Linked DNA regions of Homo sapiens: region 2 is linked to region 1. The links are chromatin contacts, found by Hi-C or POLR2A ChIA-PET in ENCODE. All regions are on one chromosome and are shown on one strand. The core of a region is the stretch at or near the end of the contact, and the rest is flanking DNA. Distances in the headings are between cores, read along the strand shown. Region 1 holds the start of CTB-49A3.2 (a long non-coding RNA gene). Region 2 overlaps FSTL4 (follistatin like 4).

What was found. Hi-C counts contacts between places; a loop is a spot of excess contacts on that map. ChIA-PET counts read pairs that join two places held with the same protein, here RNA polymerase II (POLR2A). Pooled maps may share reads with other maps.
Region 2: a map of endothelial cell of umbilical vein shows a loop between it and region 1 (2.0-fold over the local background). The contact joins the enhancer-like site here to the promoter of CTB-49A3.2 in region 1. A Hi-C loop is called at or near these places in 2 of 168 maps with a recorded cell type or tissue (Caco-2 and endothelial cell of umbilical vein) and 2 of 50 pooled maps. POLR2A ChIA-PET finds 5 or more read pairs at or near these places in 10 of 52 experiments (AG04450, HEK293, K562 and 7 more).

The regions. Positions count from the first base shown.
Region 1 is chr5:133,206,484-133,213,271 of GRCh38, forward strand. CTB-49A3.2 (a long non-coding RNA gene) reads left to right here and starts at 1,404. Exons shown (of 3, transcript XR_007058938.1): 1 at 1,404-1,445; 2 at 1,782-1,859. FSTL4 (follistatin like 4) reads right to left here. Exons shown (of 16, transcript NM_015082.2): 14 at 3,708-3,815.
Region 2 is chr5:133,242,462-133,248,299 of GRCh38, forward strand. The region is part of intron 7 of FSTL4 (follistatin like 4); the gene reads right to left. Among named protein-coding and RNA genes, the nearest start is that of FSTL4-AS1, 11 kb to the right of the region's middle. RefSeq lists enhancers at 1,346-1,867, 3,028-4,227. Within about 2 kb of position 3,195, at least 5 of the 41 ENCODE cell types and tissues checked have a DNase peak (open chromatin) inside an H3K27ac peak, as active enhancers do; they include Panc1, where a contact is called at or near this core.

The DNA of each region.
Region 1 (6,788 bases), core at 154-2,653:
CCTGAGTCGCTGGGATTACAGATGTGCACCACCACACCCAGCTAATTTTTGTATTTTTAGTAGAGACAGGGTTTCACCATGTTGGCCAGGATGGTCTTGAACTCCTGACCTCAGGTGATTCATCCACCTCGGCCTCCCAAAGTGCTGGGATTATAGGCATGAACCACTGCGCCTGGCCTATTTTTCAAGTCTTTTCATCCTCCTGTATCTGGAATAAAATTCCCTTTCTCATTCCTCATTTTGTCTATTTTTGTTTGCTTTTTTCTTTATTGGGGTTGTGAAGGATTCATCTTTTTTGTTTTGCTTTCTATTAATTTTAGTCTCTATTCTTTCTTGCAAGTTTTGTTCTCTTTCAATTTCTTAAATACTTCCTTTTCAGGCTTTTAAGACCCAAGAATTCCTTGGTACAGCTTTCTCTGTATCCTGTAAATTTTGATATGAAATAATTAATAGTCTCTTTTTCTTTGCTTTTGAGACCATTGGTAGTTTTCCTTTTAATTTCCTCTTTGATCCAATAGATATATCCAGGAATGTTTTCTTAATTATCAGAAAATATAGCCTACAACATCTACTTTTACAAAAATTTAAAGTTTCTTTAGTGATATACTTTTTTATATGGAGACATACTAAAAAATTCTATTTGACTGATGAAAGGCTTTCTATGTTTTTATTAAACCAAACTTCTTGTTTATATTCAATTTTCCTGTCATCTTGTCTCTTCGTATATTTTAAATCAAGCTCTTCTATGTTAATCACTCTTGTTTTACGTATTCGTTACGTTGTTTGTTTGATATAGATCAGCTGTTCAGCACCTACTGTCTCTCAACATGCTTAGTGCTCTTAACCCTAAATTCCACATTGCCTGACGCTACCATGCATGCATGCTTTTTTGTTCACCTGTCATCACTATTCTCACCCCTTTAAGGGCAACCTTTTATTATCACTTTATGTGTGTTTCTTGGAAAAAAGTTATTGCTAGTTTTTAAACCCAGTCTGCTCATCTCTGCTTTTAATTGGGGAATTCAGTCATATTTGATACGAGATATTCACTTCTCAACTACCAATTTCAAACAACATTCTCTGTATCCTCTCTTATCCCAATAAAATGAGGTTTAAAGTGAAGTTTTGAGTATTTTTACTCCCCCTTTCTGCATACTCCCTACTTTTGTTTATTTTTTGAAACAGGGTCTCACTCTGTCACCCAGGCTGGAGTGCAGTGGCATGATCTCGGCTCACTGCAGCCTCCACCTTCTAGGCTCAAGTGATTGATTCTCCTGTCTCAGCCTATCAAGTAGCTAGGACTACAGGTGCGTCAGCACACCTGGCTAATTTTTTTATTTTATTTTTTGTAGAGATGCGGTTTTCCTAGGTTGCTCCTGCTGGTCTCCGACTCCTGAGCTCAAGTAATCCTCCTGCCTCAGCCTCCCAAAGTGCTAGGATTGCAGGTAAGAGCCACTGCACCTGGCTCCTACTCTTTTTACTGAAACAATTTATCTTTAGTTACAGCTTGGTATCAGAATTTCTTTCATTGTCTCTCTCCTCATTCAAATGTCCTCACCTGGCACTTATTGTACATTTCTAGATAGCCTCTCCTCATCCATTTTACTTTTAATTTTAGATCTTCCTCTCCTGGTTCATTACTTGCCACTATCTCTGTCCACCTTGATGTCTCTAATCTGGCTCATCTGATGTTTGTCTAGTATCTTTCCTTAGGTGTGGCCCATGAGTGATGGGCTCCCTGAGTTCCTGCGTACCCGTATATCTTTCTTTTGTCCTGACAGGTAAATGATGTCTTGCTTGGGAATAGAACCCTTGGAGCGTGTAGATGGGATACCACGGTCTTCCAGCTCCTATTGCAGGTGAGAAGTCCACTGTCAATTTGATTAGTTTTTCTTAAAACTTGGAGTGCTGGAACTTTATCACTAGTGAAGAGATGTGTCATTTCTCATCAGTTTAGCCTGGACTTGTAGATTCCTTTTAATCTACAGGATTAAGTTTCTTCAACTTGAATATTTTATTGGAAACTTATTTAATGTTTGACTCCGTTCTAATAGTTATCTTTTCTTTCTAAACTTCTGTTCTTCCCACTTCACGGCTCAACCTCTTCATGGGTTTGCTCTGTGATTTGAGAGAGCTTTTCTTGTTCTTTATCTTTCAGACTACTATTTTGGGTCTCAGTAGAAACCATGCATTTTTCTTTTTTTGTTTTTTGAGACAGAGTCTTGCTCTGCTGCCCAGGCTGGAGTGCAGTGGTTCCATCGTGGCTCACTACAACCTCTGCCTCCAGGGTTCAGGCGATTCTCCTTGCTCCTGAGTAGCTGGGACTACAGCTGTGCACCATCACGTCTGGCTAAGTTTGGTATTTTTAGTAGAGACGGGGTTTCACTATGTTGGCCAGGCTGGTTTCAAATGCCTGACCTCAGGTGATCTGCCCACCTTGGCCTCCCAAAGTGCTGGGATTACAGGCGTGAGCCACTGTGCCTGTTCACATTTTTCATCTATTGCAGTTTTAAACTGGGAAATCTTTTTTGTTCTTTTTCTAGTGGCCCCTCCTCTTGAATTTTCTGAAGTGCTTTCTTATTTTTTGTTGGTATTTCTGGCAGCTGTATTTCTTTGGGCTGGTACTCTGTTCTGAGTGGCCTTTATTGTGGTGTCCAGGCTCTCTGATAGGTTATTACTATTTTTTGTCACCTCACTGGACCCAAGAATGGTTGGTGGCTTCCCCAGTGTGACAGTGGCCTCAGAGTATAGAAACTGAAGTTGTGAGTGATGCAGAGGTGCAGGTAGGTGGTCAGTCCCTAGAAGGAAGCTTCTCCAGACCCTGGTCTTTCTGCCCTCTTGCCAGTCTTGGTTCCAGAGGGTTCTACAGGGGAGTTAGCTCCATTTGCAGCCCTTCTCACCTTGGGTTCTGAGAGAGAGAGAGAGAGACCCTAATCTCCAGAGGCATCCATTATATGTAATGAATTAACTTTTCTCCTGTGCACCCAGAATGGTTCTTTGCACCATCTTTGGGAGAATTGAGAAAATGGGCATTCAAATCACTTTACAGGGCTCATTCCTCTTATGGATCCCTGATGGGCAAGGCTGGGCAGGGCATACTCAAATTGCTCAAGTCAGGGTTGCTATTGACCTTTCTTGGCTGATGGGGGAAGGGATCCCACGGATCTCTGGAGCCCAAGCTCTACCCAAGGGAGTGCTAGATGTTTGGGCTCCAGAGCCACACTGTCTAGGGTGGACTATAGGCAAATTATGGAAATTTTCTGTAACCTAGCACACTGTAAGCACTTGGTAAGTGGGCTTTTGTTTACAGATATAATTGCTGCTGCTTCTCCTTCTTCATTGGCTAACATCTGCTGCTTGCTTTGACACTATTCTTCAGCCTCCCTTCTGGACCCCAGAGCCTCATTCTGTTGGGACCCAGGAGCTATTGGCTCAAGAGAGGCAGGATTGTGGGGCTGGATGGGGATTGGGTGCCACATTCTGATTGTTGTGATGTCAGAATCCTATTCATCATCATTATTGCTGTCATCAATTGCCTGTGAGGGGCATTGGCCTGAGGCTGTTTCCTACTCTCTCCTTGAGCCTTTATGGATATATTTTGGATAAATGTAATTAGCTACCCGGGGAAGCAGGAGATACTTATTTTATAGGGAGAGAGTTCTTCTCTCAGTGGAGTGTGGGTATCAGCCTCCATGTGCTCAACATACCTGGAGACTTGGTCGGGACTTGTGCACGTCCCCCCAGCTCAGGACCCACACTTGGTCATGTGACTTGTCATAGGACAGCTTAGCCGGCAGAGGGTCCACACCTATGGACTTGAAAAAAAATAGTGACATGTTGTGAAAGCTGACATGATGGTCATTTCTGGGCGTTGTATGCATGGGCATCACTCCTGGGCGAGGGGAAAGCCAGTCTAGAAGCCTTGCCAATGGTTCCATTTGGGAACCCAGGGCAGAAGCTTCCCCTCTGTCTTTTTTCTCAGAGGCATTATTATTATTATTATTATTATTATTATTATTAATTTTTGAGACGGAGTCTTGCTCTTGTTGCCCAGGCTGGAGTGCAATGATGTGATCTCGGCTCACTGCAACCTCCGCCTCCCAGGCTCAAGAGATTCTCCTGCCTCAGCCTCCCGAGTAGCTGGGATTACAGGCATACACACCACGCCCTGCTAACTTTGTATTTTTAGTAGAGATGGGATTTCTCCATGTCGGTCAGGCTGGTCTCAAACTCCCGACCTCAGGTGATCCGCCCACCTCAGCCTCCCAAAGTGCTGGGATTACAGGTGTGAGCCACTGTGCCCGGCCCAGAGGCATAAAATTAGTGGTCAATAATGTTCCTTATTTTCCTGCATGTTACTTAAAGGGACCTAGACCAACATGGCAAAAGTCTGAACACAGAGGCTAAGTTTTTCACTCAGGAACCAGCTCCAGGGTTCCTTCGTTCTTCCTGAAAGTCTTGGACCCTCAGCATCCTTCCCTAGACTACTCTGTGGCCTAGATTCTGGTGAGTTGGTCCTTCCTCCTAGGTCATCTGAGGTGGACTTTGAGATCATCCATTATCACCCCTCTCTATCTATCTTTGTTCTACTCTGGGCAGTTTCTATCTTGCACAGCCTTTGACTGGCGCCTCTGGGTCTCAGACTATGGCATCAGCAGACGTGCTCTTTTTTAACTGCAGTACTGCTATCCCCTGATGATATAGCTTCTCCTATGGCCCTGTCAAATGAAAGCTGTTTTCTACTTCTTATAGATTACAAGCTCAAAAACTCTGTTCTATAATGCTCATGCCACTAGACTATGGCCCCCTGCTCTTCTTCTTGTCACTGGTCAACATTCTAGTCCTCCCTTTGCTGTCTTCCTCTCTACTACTCACTTGGTCACTAAGTTTGGTGCCTTCAATCCACATGGAAGAGTCATCCAAAGCCCTCCTTTTCTTAGTTCCTTCTTGGTTTCAATGATCTTTTCCTCCTCCCCACCTCAGCCACCTTATACTTTGTTTTATTTCACCCACTCATATTCTAGTATTCTAGTCTCTCCGATGAGGGGGAGAAAAACTGCATCATCTCTGCCTCCACTGGTCAAAACTTTTCTAAAGAAGTAAGCATTTCTCCTTAACTCACTTTCACCAAGTTTCTGAATTCGTGCCGAATTCAGAGACCATTCTGTAATCCTATTTGACATTTCAGTAAGATTCCACATGATTAAACCCTTACATACCCTTCCTTACCTCACGTGGCCTCCCGCCTCCCTGGCTTCTCCTCTTCATTCTGACTTCATCTTTGACTGTCTTCTCTCTTTCACTGGAATGCCATGGCTTCTAATAACCCTCTATACTCTGATGACTCTAGAATTCATTCATCTGTTGATGATCTCAACCTAACGTATAGAGAATTGAACTCTTGATTTTTCCCACCCTGCTGAAATATATCTCTTCTCCACTCATCACCATCTTTGAAGTCTCCCTTTACTCTCTTGCTTTAATTACTCTCTTGCTTTAATTAAAAACTCTTGTCCCCTGAGCCTTAAGTAGAGGCTGCTTTTTATTTTCTAGACTTTACATACCCCGAGGCCTTTGTAGCCTCCAGCTACCTGTATTTGTTCCTGCCAGTTTCTCTTCATTCACCAAAGGCTTTAGCACCTGACACTGTCTTCCTCTACTGAGAGCTTCCTAACCCATCAGTAATGATACCATCTTGACAACACATTCTCCTCCAGCTATCCTGTTAAACTTCCCTCAAGTTTGGACTTTAGCTGTTCTCTCTCCTTTCTGCTTAACCTTCTCCCATTGGATTTCATACTCTTATTCTAAGGTGGTATGGAGCAGGAGTCCAGAGAACTTAAGCCAAAAATCATTTAAATTGAGGACAGAATTTTTCACAGTCTCAATGTGCTGAGCAGCAAGGCTATGGCAGCCAAGAGATCTGATCCTGGCAAACAAGCCCCAGGATTAGGGGCAAATCAGAGGCAGGCTGAGCCCTACAGAAGCTTCAACTCAGTCTCTACTCTCTTTGCCTAGCAGAGGAAAGTGTAATCTTCTATATAGAGTGTTTGCCATTAAAAGGTTTATTAGAAACAGAAGATAGGTTGATAGAACATATCCAAATTGAAGCAGAAAGAGACATGTGAGACCCAATGGAAAGAATGGAAAGTCCTAACTTTTTTTTTTAAACAGAGTTCCCAAAGAAGAGGTGAGAGAGAACGAGGCAGCAGAATATATGAAAAAATAGTGGCTGACATTTTTTTTCAATCTTTTGAAAGATATCAGTATACATATTCAAGAAATACACATATTCTTTGTAAATCCCAAATCATAATACAAAGAATGCCATATGCACACACATAATAAACTGCTAAAGATCACGGAGAAAAATCTGGAAAGTAGAGAAAAATGATACAGCACCTTCAAAATAGCAACAATAAGACTATCAGCAAAAATAACTGAAGATAATGAAATGATACCTTAAAATGCTGAAAGAAAAGAATCGCTAACATAGAATTCTATACTCAGTGAAGAATAGAAAGTAAAGATTTTTTTTTTTTTTTTTGAGACGGAGTCTCCCTTTGTCACCCAGGCTGGTGCAATCTTGGCTCACTGCAATCTCTGCCTCCCAGGTTCAAGTGATTCTCCTGTTTCAGCCTCCCAAGTAGCTGGGATTATAGGCCTGCACCACCACGCCCAGCTAATTTTTGTATTTTTAGTACAGACAGGGCTTCACCATGTTGGTCAGACTGGTCTCGAACTCCTGACCTCAGGTGATCCACCTGCCCTGGCCTCCCAGAGTGCTG
Region 2 (5,838 bases), core at 1,945-4,444, 38 kb after region 1:
TGGGACCCTGTACCTTGGAGATGGGGCCGGAAGTGGTCACTGAGTACAAGTCAAGCCCTGAGGCCAGGGCTTCCCCTAAGGCTTTCCCCTAAGAGGGGAAAGAGGACCTCGAAAGAGGCACTGAGAAAGCAAAGGCCAGAGGAGACACTTGGCAGGGCAGAGTCACCCCACAGGTTCCACAGGCTGGAGTACCATAGGCCCCGGCCCCCATATCTTGGAGATCTCTGGACACTACTCCCAATGGTTTGAGCACATTCAAAACTCTAAAGAACTGGATGTTCAGATGTTTTTGACACAAGCTACAGAGAATTGGCCAAAGCCTTTAAGTGCTTCAAATGTAGTGTTTTCTAAGATTTTAAAACAAAATGTACCCAAGCATTTAATGAGATTATTTTAATGCAGAGCCTACAACCACTGTCTATCGTGGTGCAAACAGCTCTCCATGCTAATCAAACGCCTCTCATCTTTTTACAATGAATTCATGACTGGTTCATATAAAGACAATAAAAATTAAATGAGTCATGAGCTCCTAAATCATTTTCTTTTGGTCTTTTTAATAACTCCCTTCCAAAGAAGAGCTAGCTGAGAGCATACGCTTCATTAGAATTATTTGTTCCTGGTTTTATACCATTTAGGTATGGGGAGAAAAGTGAACATTTTAACACATCCTTCAAACACTGCCACAAATACTTTCTTCTAATGGGTTTTGTTTTTTGCTTTTATCACCGTACTCTGCCTGCCGACATTAGAAAGCCCCAAATAGCGAGATTCAGTGAAAAAAAAACCCAAAACAAAAAAGAGTGGCTCTTTCAAGTCATTTGAAATATACTGAGTTTGTTGTAGGCCTTTTTGTTTTTTCTGTTTTTTTAAAAAAGAATACAATAGAAAAATGTTTTCTCTCCCTGAGAATATCCTGGCTAAACAATTCCACGTGCTGGTCTCAGAGCATGTTGCTTCCTTCCTTGCTGGGGCCAGAGGCCAGCAGCCAGTAAGAATAGGAGCTCCACACACAGGGACCCATATCCAATTTGATACATTCCACTGGGGCCTGGGAACTACAGACAGCCCCACAGCAAAGATTTGGAATTGCTGGGGGCTAGATATTATGTCCCACAAGCAAGAAACCCAGAGAGCTCTGGGCCAGGGCATGTAGGTGGCTGTAGGCCCATGGGCAAGTTCTCCACTCATCTGAATGAGTTAACCCCACGTGCCTCATGGGGCAGGGGTATGGGATGAGCTGATGCTTATGACCTCACAACCGGCACGGAGCCTGCACCGTGTATGAATGGTAACAACACTGGCAACAACACTTGTGATGGTTCAACCCAACAGCCATTACCTGTGACTTTTGAGATGCCCTGTCCCTGTTTCTGCCCGTTCCTGTCTCCTGGCCCTCAGGATCATAAAGGACAGTGAGGAAGACAGTTATGAGATGAAGGGTGGGTGACATTGTTGAGGCAGGATGTGCCGACTAGGTTTGGGGACAGTCACTTCACCCTCCGAGTGGCCGCTGTGCAGGCTGGGTGGTCAGAGAAGCAGAGGGCTGAGGCCCAGAATGGGTTTGCATGTTCTGTTTCTGCAGAAAGTGAGGCAGCACCCCATCCTTCCCAACCCCAATACCTAGAATGGGGGCCAGAGTAGGGAGGGAATGTGTGGATCTGCTTCTGAGATGGGTCTCACCCCAGCCCCCAAAGCCTGGACCTGAGTCCCCAGGAGACAGGGGCTACAGGGGAATCTCACCAGGGAATGGCCCCTTGTGGGGGCCCCACAGCAGGGGCTGGGGGCAAAGTCTCCCCTTCTACCAGACACAAGCACAGGCACACTCCTGGGGGCCGCCTGGCCCAGGCCCAGGTCATGCCGAGCACAGGGTGCTGCTGGTGGCCACGCCTCTGCTTAGCTTCTGAGGTGGGGGCAGTGGGCTGTGCCTCCTCAAGGACTGAGGTGAGTGGGGACACAGGGCCAGGTCAGAAGCACATCCAGACACACAGCTGCTTCAGTAACGAAACCCACAGTCAGCCAGGAAGTAAACAAATTACAGGCTGCACTTTGTTAGCTCTGGGGAACATGAACGTGAGCAGACACTACTGATTTCTCATCAAACAAACAGAAGGCGGCGTCATAATCCAGAGACCCACTGCCAGGAGGGGCTGCAGCATGTGCCCTGGGCTGCTGATCTGCTGGGGTGCACCTGTCTTTGGGGGCCTTACACCATTCGTCCATAATTCTAGCCTCTGCTCAGTGGTGGATTTGTTTTCCCTCTTACAAGCTGGGCTGGGTAAGGCTAAAGCCTCCTGCAAGGCAGTGGCTCAGGTGTCCTTAGGAGACATACCAGGTCCAGGCCCAGGCTGAACTTCCTGACAACCTTAAGAAGGCAAAGGCCAGGTACGGTGGCTCACACCTGTAGTCCCAGCACTTTGGGAGGTCGAGGCAGGAGGATCACTTGAGCTCAGGAGTTTGAGGCCAGCCTGGGCAACATAGCAACACCCCTCTCTACAAAAAAATAAAAAAATTAGCCAGGCATGGTGGTGCATGCCTGTGGTCCCAGCTACTCTGGAGGCTGTGATGGGAGGATCGCTTGAGCTCTGGAGGTCGAGGCTGCAGTGAGCCAAGATCATGCCACTGTGCTCCAGTCTGGGTGACAGAGAGAGACCCTACTGCCTAAAAAAAAAAAAAAAAAAAAGGCAAAGTGAAGACATCATGAACTGAACCACTGCCCCATCAGGGGAGCCTTGGGTGGAAGCCAGGGAGACCCTGGGGCACTGCTGCACTCCAGATGTGCCATTGGGGAAGTTAGAGAGGAGGAAGACTCAGAAAACATCAACAAGGCTCCCCTCACTTCTGGACCCTCTGTTATGTGAACTCCCTCTTGGATGCATGTTTAATCTTAGGCTGGAAAAGGCGCTCCAGACTCTTGCAGCACACACATCTGACCCTGTCACTCCCCCATCAAACATCTGCGCTTCCCCACTGCCCACAGGGCAATTGCTAAGACTCTTAATGTTAATATTCAAGGACCTTTATGTTCTAGCCCCAGTCTGTCCCTATACACTTCTTTCTCACTCGCTTATTCCTGTCTCCTGAAGCCCCAGTCAGAAGGGCTCCTTTCTCTTGCCCCCAGAACAGTTGTTAGTGGTTACTTCGCCTCCCTGGAGGCTGCGGACAGTGTCTTTGTTCTCTACTCTGGTACGGAGCTTGTGACTCTCAGGCACTTAGCAAGTGAGTCAACCCAAATGATGACTCCCCATGTACGCCACCTGGATGGGCCACACACGATTGGGTGACTCATAAGTGCTTCTGAGAGCAACATTACTCGCTGCAAAATCTGACTGGCTCCTTCTTACTTGGCTCCAGGCGAGAGGGGTACATTTACTTTCTGATCAAATATTATTCTGATGCTCAGGGCATGCTTGATGTTTGCAAGTCAGAAAAGTTTAATTACATGTGTCATTAGAATGGCATTCTGTAATAGCTCTGTGACTGAATTCATTAATAGAATTCTTAACAGATAAGACAAATTAATATTTTGTTGCTCACGAAAGCTTCTCATTAAGAGAGTAGTGAAAAAGTGGTTAATATTTTGTTGCCAATCAAGATGTCTCATACAAACGACAAAGAAAGGAGGCCCACGCTCCTTCGTGCTCTGTGATCTCCCCGCCTTGGGTTTTGAAGGCCGATCAGCTTGCCCCCGTGCAGCCGTGTTTGGGAGTCACCACTGATTACAATGCCGGTGATCGTATTTCATCTCCCACTGCCGTGGGGTGAACGTGGCCACTGAGACACCTCAGGCTGAGGGACTCTGGGAGCCTCATCAACCCCAGAATCTTTGCTGCATCAGTGTTGCACTCCTGGGCTGTTCTCCCCTAATTCTTGCTTCAAAAATGCAAGTGAATCCCGATGACCTGGCTTTAGCCCCCTTCAGCCTGATTTCTTCTAAGGTTTGCTTTCCACACCGTCCCAAGTGGGCCTACTGCTTATGAGCACCTCTTGTGTGCCAGGCACTGAGCTGGGTCCTTGGTACACTTCAGCCTGAAAATGCCCATGTAAGGAGCACATCATGCTTTTTCTCCACAGGCTCAGAGAAGTCCAACAGCTCACCCGAAGCTGCTCTGGATTTGCTGGAGGCAGAGAAGCAGTGCCTCCCTCCCTGCGTGAGTCAAGGCTGACGTGGACAGTGAGACCTCCGTCCCCACTGCGAGCAGCGGGGGGCATGCCAAGGTCCTATCTGCCTGACTAGGGAGCCTCACCCAGCTGTTGCTGGCTGCTTGGTGGGGACTCAGGCTGCAAGCTGCTGAGAATATTATTTAGCAGCAGCAGGAATAATAATACAATAATAATATTAATGATAGTAACAATAGTAATGATGACAGTGATAATAGCATTTATAGAACACCATACGTGAAGAGCCTTACATGCATATTGTCATTTAGTCCTTACTGGAACCCTATGAGGCTGGTACCATTATTTATCCCCATTTCACAGAAGGGAAAACTGGAGCTTAGAGCAGTCAAGGTTACTAGACTAGTAACTTTCCAAGGTTCTAGTTAGTAAGTGGCAGACCCCAGGCTCATGCCCTTCCCTAGGAAGCTGTGCCGCCTCCTTCCCTCAGGTAGGGGAGGTGTGCGTGTGTTTTGTGTGTTTGTACACATCGGGCTTGGACCCCTGCGGGGCTGGTGCTGCCCTGCTCCCTCGTGTAGGGGGTTCTGAGAAGCACTGGGCCCTGCCTATTTGCGGGCTACTGACTCAACCACGAGCAGCAAGTGTTTCCTGGGAGATAATGAGGGGCCATTCATCTCTGGTTGCACCCACAATTACCCAAATTGCTAACCTTATTGTGAAAAGTAGAAATGCAATTGAGTTGGTGCTGGAGGCATGTTTGAGGGAGAGGAAGACCACTCAAAGTAATTTAATTAACTGATGGCAAGTACATTAAGTGGAGTTTTGCCTCTGCTTTTATTTCTGATGTCTTTCAGTGGAGCGCCAAGTAATGCACATGAAATGCTCCCACAGACACAGGTGGAGCTGTCCCAGTACTGATCAATCTTTCCTGGCCAAACATGTTTAAAAGCTGGCACTGCACCTTGTGAGCAGGTACAGTAGAGGACATCACACTCACAAACATGCACCCCAACACAGTCCAGTCTTTACAGATAGGACACTGCTCTTTCTTGCTAAGTTCTCAGACAAGCCCTGGCCATCGCAGGCCCAGAAAATGAAGGGTTCTGCCCATCCAGCATCTGTCCAGCAAGCACCCACCAGGATTGTGCTGCATTGACATTCAAAATTGTATAGGATACTGGCTATGTTCACCATGGTGGGAAATCACAAGAAAACAATCCTGTCCAGTGTGACAAGGCTAGGGGAAGGGCACTCCTTGGCAGCTCTGCCCAGGGTAGAACCTCCAGAGTGGCCCCCTCTTTCCATCTGCTTCCCCCATGACCCCCAGGGTGTAGCTGAAGGGGCCTAGAGAGTAGGAGAGGACTAACTTTGGTGGTTCCTGCAGCATTTCATGCTGGGTCTCTCTCCCCACAAGTCTCAGAGTTGGAAGGGACCTCCAAGGTCACTGGGTTTAGCTGCCCTCTTGTGGCTAGCAGCATTGCTGACCACAGTCCCTGCCTGAGCTTGCATATGCCCCTTGGGATAAGGAGCTCAGCGCCTCCTGTGGCGGCTCTGTCTCCATGGTGGGGCAGGTTTGATGGCTGGAATGGGGTTCCATCTAAGGAGCCCAAATTGATCTCCTTTTGAGGTGCACCTTGTGCTAGTCCAACTCAGGGGGTCACACAGCCCAGGTCAGCTCCCTTTGCCCCAGCCCCTACCCCACCACCTTCGAGATGTTAGCAG